Regions from separate parts of the Homo sapiens genome. Here regions 2 and 3 are each linked to region 1. A link is a contact called in ENCODE Hi-C or POLR2A ChIA-PET data. All regions are on one chromosome and are shown on one strand. The core of a region is the stretch at or near the end of the contact, and the rest is flanking DNA. Distances in the headings are between cores, read along the strand shown.

What was found. A loop is a pair of places that touch in the nucleus more often than their neighbours do. ChIA-PET counts read pairs that join two places held with the same protein, here RNA polymerase II (POLR2A). Pooled maps may share reads with other maps.
Region 2: a map of CD14-positive monocyte shows a loop between it and region 1 (2.1-fold over the local background). The contact joins two enhancer-like sites. A Hi-C loop is called at or near these places in 2 of 168 maps with a recorded cell type or tissue (CD14-positive monocyte and naive thymus-derived CD4-positive, alpha-beta T cell) and 12 of 50 pooled maps. POLR2A ChIA-PET finds 5 or more read pairs at or near these places in 9 of 52 experiments (CD4-positive, alpha-beta T cell, CD4-positive, alpha-beta memory T cell, HepG2 and 6 more).
Region 3: a loop to region 1 is called in a map of PC-9, with 8 times the contacts of the local background. The contact joins two enhancer-like sites. A Hi-C loop is called at or near these places in 4 of 168 maps with a recorded cell type or tissue (HCT116, PC-9, endothelial cell of umbilical vein and 1 more) and 9 of 50 pooled maps. POLR2A ChIA-PET finds 5 or more read pairs at or near these places in 6 of 52 experiments (HCT116, HEK293, HepG2 and 3 more).

The regions. Positions count from the first base shown.
Region 1 is chr16:15,589,591-15,592,290 of GRCh38, forward strand. No RefSeq gene overlaps it. Among named protein-coding and RNA genes, the nearest start is that of MIR6506, 20 kb to the right of the region's middle. RefSeq lists enhancers at 936-2,135, 1,482-1,776. Within about 2 kb of position 1,446, at least 33 of the 41 ENCODE cell types and tissues checked have a DNase peak (open chromatin) inside an H3K27ac peak, as active enhancers do; they include CD14-positive monocyte, HCT116 and PC-9, where a contact is called at or near this core.
Region 2 is chr16:15,680,598-15,683,640 of GRCh38, forward strand. All of the region lies in intron 4 of NDE1 (nudE neurodevelopment protein 1), which reads left to right. Among named protein-coding and RNA genes, the nearest start is that of NDE1, 32 kb to the left of the region's middle. RefSeq lists an enhancer at 1,535-1,829. Within about 2 kb of position 1,639, at least 5 of the 41 ENCODE cell types and tissues checked have a DNase peak (open chromatin) inside an H3K27ac peak, as active enhancers do; they include CD14-positive monocyte, where a contact is called at or near this core.
Region 3 is chr16:15,481,197-15,483,998 of GRCh38, forward strand. The region is part of intron 1 of MPV17L-BMERB1 (MPV17L-BMERB1 readthrough); the gene reads left to right. The region is part of intron 1 of BMERB1 (bMERB domain containing 1); the gene reads left to right. Among named protein-coding and RNA genes, the nearest start is that of BMERB1, 48 kb to the left of the region's middle. Within about 2 kb of position 1,260, at least 14 of the 41 ENCODE cell types and tissues checked have a DNase peak (open chromatin) inside an H3K27ac peak, as active enhancers do; they include HCT116 and PC-9, where a contact is called at or near this core.

The DNA.
Region 1 (2,700 bases), core at 196-2,695:
TTTGCCTCTTGCAGCTCCTGGTGGCTCCTGGCACCTTGGCAGTTCCCTGGCTGCACCACTCCAGTCTTCACCTCTGTCTCCACGTGGCCGCCTCCGCTGTATATGTGCCTCTGTGCACCCTCTCATCTTAAAAAGACACCAGTCATTGGAGTGAGGGCCACCCGAATGCAGTATGATCTCATTTGGACCCTTTCCTTAATTACTTCTGCAAAAACCCTCTTTCCAACCAAGGTCACATTCTGAGGCTCCACGTAGACATGCATTTGGGGAGGACCCAATTCCACCCACCACAGACCCCTCCCGCTCCAACGTGCAGTGAAAACTCAGGCTGCAAAGGGCCCACCGCCCTCTTTTCCCCATAAAAAATGTGGGTCAAGGCTGGGCACTGTGGATCATGCCTGTAATCCCAGCACTTTGGGAGGCCGAGGTGGGAGGCTCACTTGAGGTCAGGAGCTCATGACCAACTTGGCTAACATGGTGAAACCCCATGTCTACTAAAAATACAAAAATTAGCAAGTGTGGTGGCACATGCTTGTAATCCCAGCTACTCGGGAGGCTAAGGCAGGAGAATCGGTTGAAACCAGGAGGCGGAGGTTGCAAAGAGCCGAGATCGCACCATTGCACTCCAGCCTGGGCAACAGAGTGAGACTCCATCTCGGAAAAAAAAAAGGGGGGGCTTGGGGGGTCCGGGCGTGGTGGCTCAAGCCTGTAATCCCAGCACTTTGGGAGGCCGAGGCGGGCGGATCACGAGTTCAGGAGATCGAGACCATCCTGGCTAACACGGTGAAACCCCATCTCTACTACAAATACAAAAAATTAGCCGGGCGTGGTGGTGGACGCCTGTAGTCCCAGCTACTCAGGAGGCTGAGGCAGGAAAATGGCGTGAACCCGGGAGGCGGAGCTTGCAGTGAGCAGAGCTTGCGGTGAGCAGAGATTGTGCCACTGCACTCCAGCCTGGGCGACAGAGCGAGACTCCATCTCAAAAAAAAAGGGGAGAGGGGAGTGGGGGGGTCAGCGAGGTCTGACCTCAGGCCAGTTATACAGCAGTCACTCACAGATCCAACGAACCAGAGGAGATCAAACCCTCATCAAAATCCTGCCTCTGGTACTTCCGCTAAGCTCTGGGTACACCTACTGTATGTTCCTGTAATTCCTACTGATTTTTTTAAAAAAAGAAAACATTAAAAAATCCAATTTATTTAAGCTGTCACAGACGCTTCCAGATTACCAGGGCCACCTTCCAAGCTGGGAAACCTTGCAGACTGTGGGGTCCTGCACACCTAGACTTGCTCCTTTTAGAAGCCATGGAGGAGGTTGATAATGGGAATAACATTTATTGTAGCTTATCTCTATGCCTTGAGCAATGTGCTCACACTGGCTGGTTCCCTCCTCACATCAGCCTGATGAGTCAGATCCTGTTATTACTTCTCACTTTACAGATGAGGAAGTAGCAGTAAATCCATTACCCTTTTCAAGCGGAGGTTGCAAGAGGTTGCAAGCGGAGGCAGAATAAACACTTGAAACAGTGAGTCAGATCCTGTTATCACTTCTCACTTTACAGATGAGGAAGTGGCAGTAAATCCACTGCCCACGGTCCCAGGGGTTGTTAGTGACAGAGTCATCATTCATCTCCCTCCCTCCCCACCACTGTAGCCCCAATTGTTCTTTCTCTTCCCATCGGAGGGATTTAAACAGGTCTCTCCCATTTAAAAGCAAACAGGGCTGGACACGGTGGCTCACGCCTGTAATCCCAGCACTTTGGGAGGCCGAGGCGGGCAAATCACGAGATCAGGAGATTGAGACCATCCTGGCTAACATGGTGAAAACCCATCTGTACTAAAAATACAAAAAAATTACCTGGGCATGGTGGTGGGCGCCTGTGGTCCCAGCTACTTGGGAGGCTGAGGCAGGAGAATCGCTTGAACCTGGGAGGCAGAGGTTGCAGTGAGCCGAGATTGCGCCACTGCACTCCAGTCTGGAGACACAGCAAGACTTTGTCTCAAAACACACACACACACACACACACACACACACACACAACACAACACAACAACAACAACAACAAAAAAAGTGTCCTCTTCCTTTTAGAGAATTTAAAAAACAGGGTGAAACCCCATGTCTACTAAAAATACAAAAATTAGCAAGTGTGGTGGCACATGCTTGTAATCCCAGCTACCCGGAAGGCTAAGGCAGGAGAATCGGTTGAAACCAGGAGGCGGAGGTTGCAAAGAGCCGAGATCGCACCATTGCACTCCAGCCTGGGCAACAGAGTGAGACTCCATCTCGGAAAAAAAAAGTGGGGGCTTGGGGGTTCCGGGCATGGTTGACTGTGTGACTATATTATATCTATACATAATATATAGATATATATCTATATATAATATATAGATATCTATATATTATATATAGATATATATCTCTATTATATATAATAGATATATCTATTTATATATAGATATTATAGAGACATCTATATCTATATCTATATATAATATCTATATTATATTACGCCTGTAATCCCCGCACTTTGGGAGGCCGAGGCAAGTGAACCACTTGAGGCCAGGAGTTTGAGACGAGCCAGAGCAACATGGCAAAACCCCGTCTCAAAAAAAATTAGCCAGGTGTGGTGGCAGCATCTGTAATCCCAGCTGTTCGGAGGCTGAGGCATGAGAATCGCTTGAACCCGGTAGGAGGTTGCAG
Region 2 (3,043 bases), core at 389-2,888, 91 kb after region 1:
GGTGTGATCTCAGGTCACTGCAACCACTGCCTTCCTGCTTCAAGTGATTCTCCTGCCTCAGCCTCCCAAGTAGCTGGGATTACAGGCGCCCCCCACCACGCCTGGCTAATTTTTGTATTTTTAGCAGAGACGGAGTTTTGCGATGTTGGAGAGGCTGGTCTTGAACTCCTGACCTCAAGTGATCCACCTGCCTCAGATTCCCAAAGCTGGAATTACAGGCATGAACCACTGTGCCTGGCCCTTTGTATATTTTTACTACTAATCTTTTCTCCTGCATTGAAAATAATTTTTTCCGTGGTAATCTTTTGTTTGTTGACTTTGTCTATTGTATCATTTTCCATACAAATATTTCCTTTTTTCTCTTTTGAAAAAAAATTTTTTATACATGTATTTTTCATTTTTAGGTCATCAGTTACATCTTTTTTTAAATACCTTCTAGGTTTGCAGATTTCACTAGGGAAGTCTCCTTGGTTCTTGATTGTTCATGTGTTTTGTGTTTTTTTTGCAATATTTTTTAATTGTTTAATTTTTTTGTATCCTTATTCCTTAGTCTGCAATGAATTTATTTTTGTATCTAGTATAAGATACAAGTTCAATTTTATTTTTATTTTCTTTAGGTGGATAGCCCAGTTGTGCCAGCACTGTTAAACACTGCCTTTTTTTTTTTTTTTTTTTTTTTTTTTTTTGAGACTGGGCCTCGCTCCATTGCCCAGAGTAGAGTGCCATGGTGCAATTACAGCTCACTGGAGCCTTGACCTCCTGGGGCAAGTGATTCTCCCACCTCAGCCTCCTGAGTGTCTGGGACTATAGGCATGTGCCACTATACCTGGCTAATTTTTGTATTTTTTGTAGATACAGGGTTTTTCCATGTTGCCTAGGCTGGTCTCAAAGTCCTGGACTCGGTCTGTCCACCTTGGCCTCCCAAAGTGCTGGGATTATAGGCATGAGCCACCATACCCGGCCTTTGGCATATTTTAAAATTGGGTTGTTCGTTGTTTTTTTTCCCATGATTTCTAGGAGATTTTTATATATTTGTCTGTGACATGAATGGACAGTATTGGGAGTTTGTCATTTGTTTCCAGCTTTGTCTGATGTATATTTTATTGTACAGAGTTACTGATTTGTTTTGTTTTGAGTCAGAGTCTTGCCCTATGGCCCAGGCTGGAGTGCAGGTGCAGGATCTCGGCTAACTGCAACCTCCACCCTCCCAGGTTCAAGCTATTCTCCTGCCTCAGCCTCCCAAGTAGCTGGGATTACAGGCGCCCACTGCCACGCCTGGCTAATTTTTGTATTTTTAGCGGAGATGGGGTTTCACCATGTTGGCCAGGCTGGTATTTGATTTTTTTGTAGTCAGATTTCTTAGTCATAGTTAGAAGGGCCTTGTGCACTCCAAGGTTTATAAAGCAATTAGCCAAGTGTTTTCTTGTAGTATTTTTGTTTTTTCTTTCTTTTCTATTTTTATTTTTGTACTAAACGTGCATTGTTTTTGTTAATACAATTTGGCCAAATGCTGAATAGTTTAGTGTTAAAAATCGGATGAGGTAGAAGCCCAGTTCACCATTATAGAATCAATAAAGTTCTAGGTCACCAAAGTTTTATGTATTTATGTTTTGAGACAAGGTCTCTCTCTGTCGCCCCTGCTGGAGTGCAGTGGCACGATCACTTCAGCCTCCCCAGTAGCTGGGACTACAGTCATGTGCCACCATGACTCACTAATTTGTGTATTCTTTGTAAAGACCGGGTTTCTCCATGTTGCCTAGGCTCCAAAGCTTTATTTTAAAGACTTGAAAATGTTACAATTTTGTGCAAGTTTAATAGTTATATTTAGAACGTTTGACAGTCTTCTCCAAGAACAAGAGTTTCTCAGCACCATCAGCTGTTTGATTGCTCTCATGGTCCTTCTTCTATACGTCCCTCAAACGAAACTACTCACTTTTAACTGAGGACAGGCACTTTGTATAAGAATAACCTTGAAAAGTGTGCAGGACCTAATTGGAAGTAACTAAAAATTAAATACATTTCCTAAAGGTTACTTTGTTTCATATGAGTACTAAGATGCCAAAAAGTTTTACAAAAATTCAAATAGATTTAATCTAGTTTTACTCTTTTCATAAGTTTTTCATTTTATTTTATTTATTTATTTTTGAGACAGAGTCTTGCTCTGTAGCCCAGGCTGGAGTGCAGTGGTGCGATCTTAGCTCACTGCAGCCTCTGCCTCCCAGGTTCAAATGATTTTCCTGCCTCAGCCTCTCGAGTAGCTGGGACTACATTGCATGTGCCATTATGCCCAGCTAATTTTTCTATTTTTAGTAGAAATGGGGTCTCACCATGGTCCTGACCTCAAGCGATCCACCACCTCGGCCTCCCAAAGTGCTGGGATTATAGCCGTTAGCTCTCACACCCAGTCCAACTTACACATTTTTTTTTTTTAAAGAGATGGGGTCACACAGTGTTTCCCAGGCTGGTCTCAAACTCCTGGATTCAAACAATCTTCCCATCTCGGCTTGCCAAAGTGTTGGGATTACAAGCATGAGCCACTGTGCCCAGCCAATTCCATGGACTTTTAAAGCATTTTTTGGCTCAAAAAGGATATGTTCTTAGTTATCTAACCAGTATATCTCTTTATATTTACTGAAAATCTGTTTTCCTATTTAAGTATTTTCAGGTTCTCAATAACTGCACATGAAATTAACAGCTTTCATAGTCACAAATTATTGCAATATTTTGCTGTTATACTAAATATGGGTTTTTTTTGTTTGTTTTTAAGACAGAGTCTAGCTCTGTTACCCAGGCTGGAGTGCATTGGCACAATCTTGGCTCACTGCAAGCTCCGCCTCCCAGGTTCATGCCATTCTCCTGGCCTCAGCCTCCCGAGTACCTGGGACAACAGGCACCCGCTACCACGAACCGGCTAATTTTTTTGTATTTTTAGTAGAGATGGGGTTTCGCCATGTTAGCCAAGATGGTCTCGATCTCCTGACTTTGTGATCCACCCGCCTCAGCCTCCCAAAGTGCTGGGATTACAGGCACTAAATATGCTTTT
Region 3 (2,802 bases), core at 10-2,509, 110 kb before region 1:
GAGCATGTTCCCATTTCTGCTAAAAAAAAAATAATAATACAAAAACTCAGCCGGGCACAGTGGCTCATGCCTGTAATCCCAGCACTTTGGGAGGCCGAGGCGGGTGGATCACGAGGTCAGGGGATCGAGACCATCCTGGCTAACACGGTGAAACCCCGTCTCTGCTAAAAATACAAAAAAATTAGCTGGGTGTGGTGGTGGGCACCTGTAGTCCCAGCTACTCCGGAGGCTGAGGCAGGAGAATGGCGTGAACCCGGGAGGCGGAGCTTGCAGTGAGCCGAGATTGTGCCACTGCATGCCAACCTGGGCGACAGAGTAAGACTCCATCTCAAAAAAAAAACCCACCCAGGTGCATGCCCAACTACTACCAGCGATTTGTCACCTCTGAGAAGAGGAGTGGGATTGGAAGAGAGATGTCAAGGGAACTCTTTTCTTTCCTTTTTAAAACCTACTTCTAGATTGTCTGCATTTTCTATAACAAGAATTAATTAACATATTGCTTGTGTACTTATTTTCTTTTTCTTTTCTTTCTTTTTTTTTTTTGAGATGGAGTCTCTCTCTGTCCCTCAGGCTGGAGTGCAATAATAGCATGATCTCGGGTCACTGCAACCTCCACCTCCCAGGTTCAAGCAACTCTCCTACCTCAGCCTCCCAAGTAGCTGGGATTACAGGTGCCTGCCACCATGCCCGGCAAATTTTTGTATTTTTTTTTTTAGTAGAGACGGGGTTTCACTACGTTGACTAGCCTGGTCTTGAACTCCTGACCTCAAGTGATCTGCCCACCTCAGCCTCCCAAAGTGCTGGGATTACAGGCATGAGCCACCGCGCCTGGCCTGCTGTGTAATTCTAAATAATCATCAGGACCATGAACCTGACCATCTGTGAAAGACAGAGATGTTTCCTGGCAGGATAGGGTCCACTGCCATTGATATTGGCAAGGTGCCTGCTGCTCCTTAGCCTGCTGTAGGTACCAGATTGACCTTGAGTAGAACCAGCCTTGAGAGAAGAGGAAAGGAGAGCCAGGCCCTAATCATAGGGATCCCCAGGGGTGTAGATGATGTTAAGGCAACATCTTCTCTGTGTCTAAGAGAAAAAGAATCTGCCCTGAGTATGAACTGACTTGTGTGCTTTGAGGTCAGTGTCCTAAACAGGAAGCCATGAGGTGAGCAGAGACACTTCCCTGCTGCCTGGGGCTGGGAGTTGGGAAGTGAGAAAACATCCTAGTGGCCACCAGAACCATCCAGTGGGTGGCTCTGAATCCTGCATTGATTTGTTGGGAGACTTTGGAGGAGGAGCCTGGTGTGGAGGGTTGAGCCTGGTGAGTTGGAGGCAGCAGCTGGTTACTTTCCATGCAGAGCAGCTTGGAGTTGAGTCACTCGACAATCCAAGGGCACCTGTGGAAGCAGCCATGACTCATGCTACCTTCAGTTTCACATCTGGAGGAGGAAATCACTGACAAAGCAAAGCAAGGCGACTTCTGGGGGCTGCCGTGTAGGATTCTCCCATGTTTAAAAAAGAAAAAAAGATTGTACAGGATTTAAACATAGCATTTATTGCCTGTGTTCTTAGTTATAAAATTAATACATGTACATAATAATTGTTGTAGTTAGTTATTTTATTCAGCATTTATCCTATGTCAGGTACTGATGCTTCAAGCTTTACATGCGTTGTCTCACTTAGTGTTTCTGACCATTCAGTGGGGGAGATCTGTTATTATACCCATTTTACAGATATGGAAACTGAGTCTATACACACACACACGCGCGTAAAACACATAGAAAAAAATCACCCACAATTCTACCCGCCAAAGTCAACCAACATCCTGATGCGTGTTTTTCTAGTAACCTTTTAATATTTTTCCTGTGTAGCTAATATCCAACTATTTTACTTTCCCATATCCTGCCTTTTTCACTCAGCTCTAAATTATGATCCTAGTCCCAAATCATCACATATTCTTCAATAACTTAACTAGTCCATATGGCCAAACATTGTATGTTTCCAATTTTTCCACTGTTATAAAGGTTGCTGTTGTGAGTTATCTTAGTGGGCTAAACTCCGATTATTCCTCTAGGAAGAACATGGAATGATACATTCTTCTAAAGAAATGTTCTGTGTTTCTATGCTCTTCCCTCTACTAGGAGGCACTTGAACGGAGTGGTTGAGAGTTGTAAAAACCTATTTTTATTTATTTATTTATTTTTGAGACAGAGTTTCTCTCTGAAGCCCAGGCTGGAGTGCAATGGCATGATCTCAGCTCACTGCAACCTCTGCCTCCTGGGTTCAAGTGATTCTCCTGCCTCAGCCTCTCAAGTAGCTGGGGTTATAGATGTCCACCACCATACCTGGCCAATTTTTGTAGTTTTATTAGAGATGAGGTTTCCCCATGTTGGCCAGGCTGGTCTCGAACTCTTGACCTCAGGTGATCCACTCGCCTCGGCCTCCCAAAGTGCTAGGATTACAGGCATGAGCCACCGTGCCTGGCCAGAAAAATCTATGTTTGAGTCCCAGCTCTCTGCTGATCTACAACTATGTAAACTTGGGCAAGTTATGTCCCCTTTCTGGCCCTTGCATACTTACCTATAAAACAAGGCTAAAGTAATATTTACTACCTCAAGGGTTGCTGTGAGGATTAACGATGTAATTACTGTAGGTAGAGGTATCTTAGTCCATTTCATGTTGCTGTAAAGGAATACCGGAGGTTGGGTAATTTATAAATAAAAGAGGTTTATTTGGCTCATAGTTCTGCAGGTTATACAAGAAACATGGTGCCAGCATCTGATTCTGGTGAGGGGCCCAAGAATC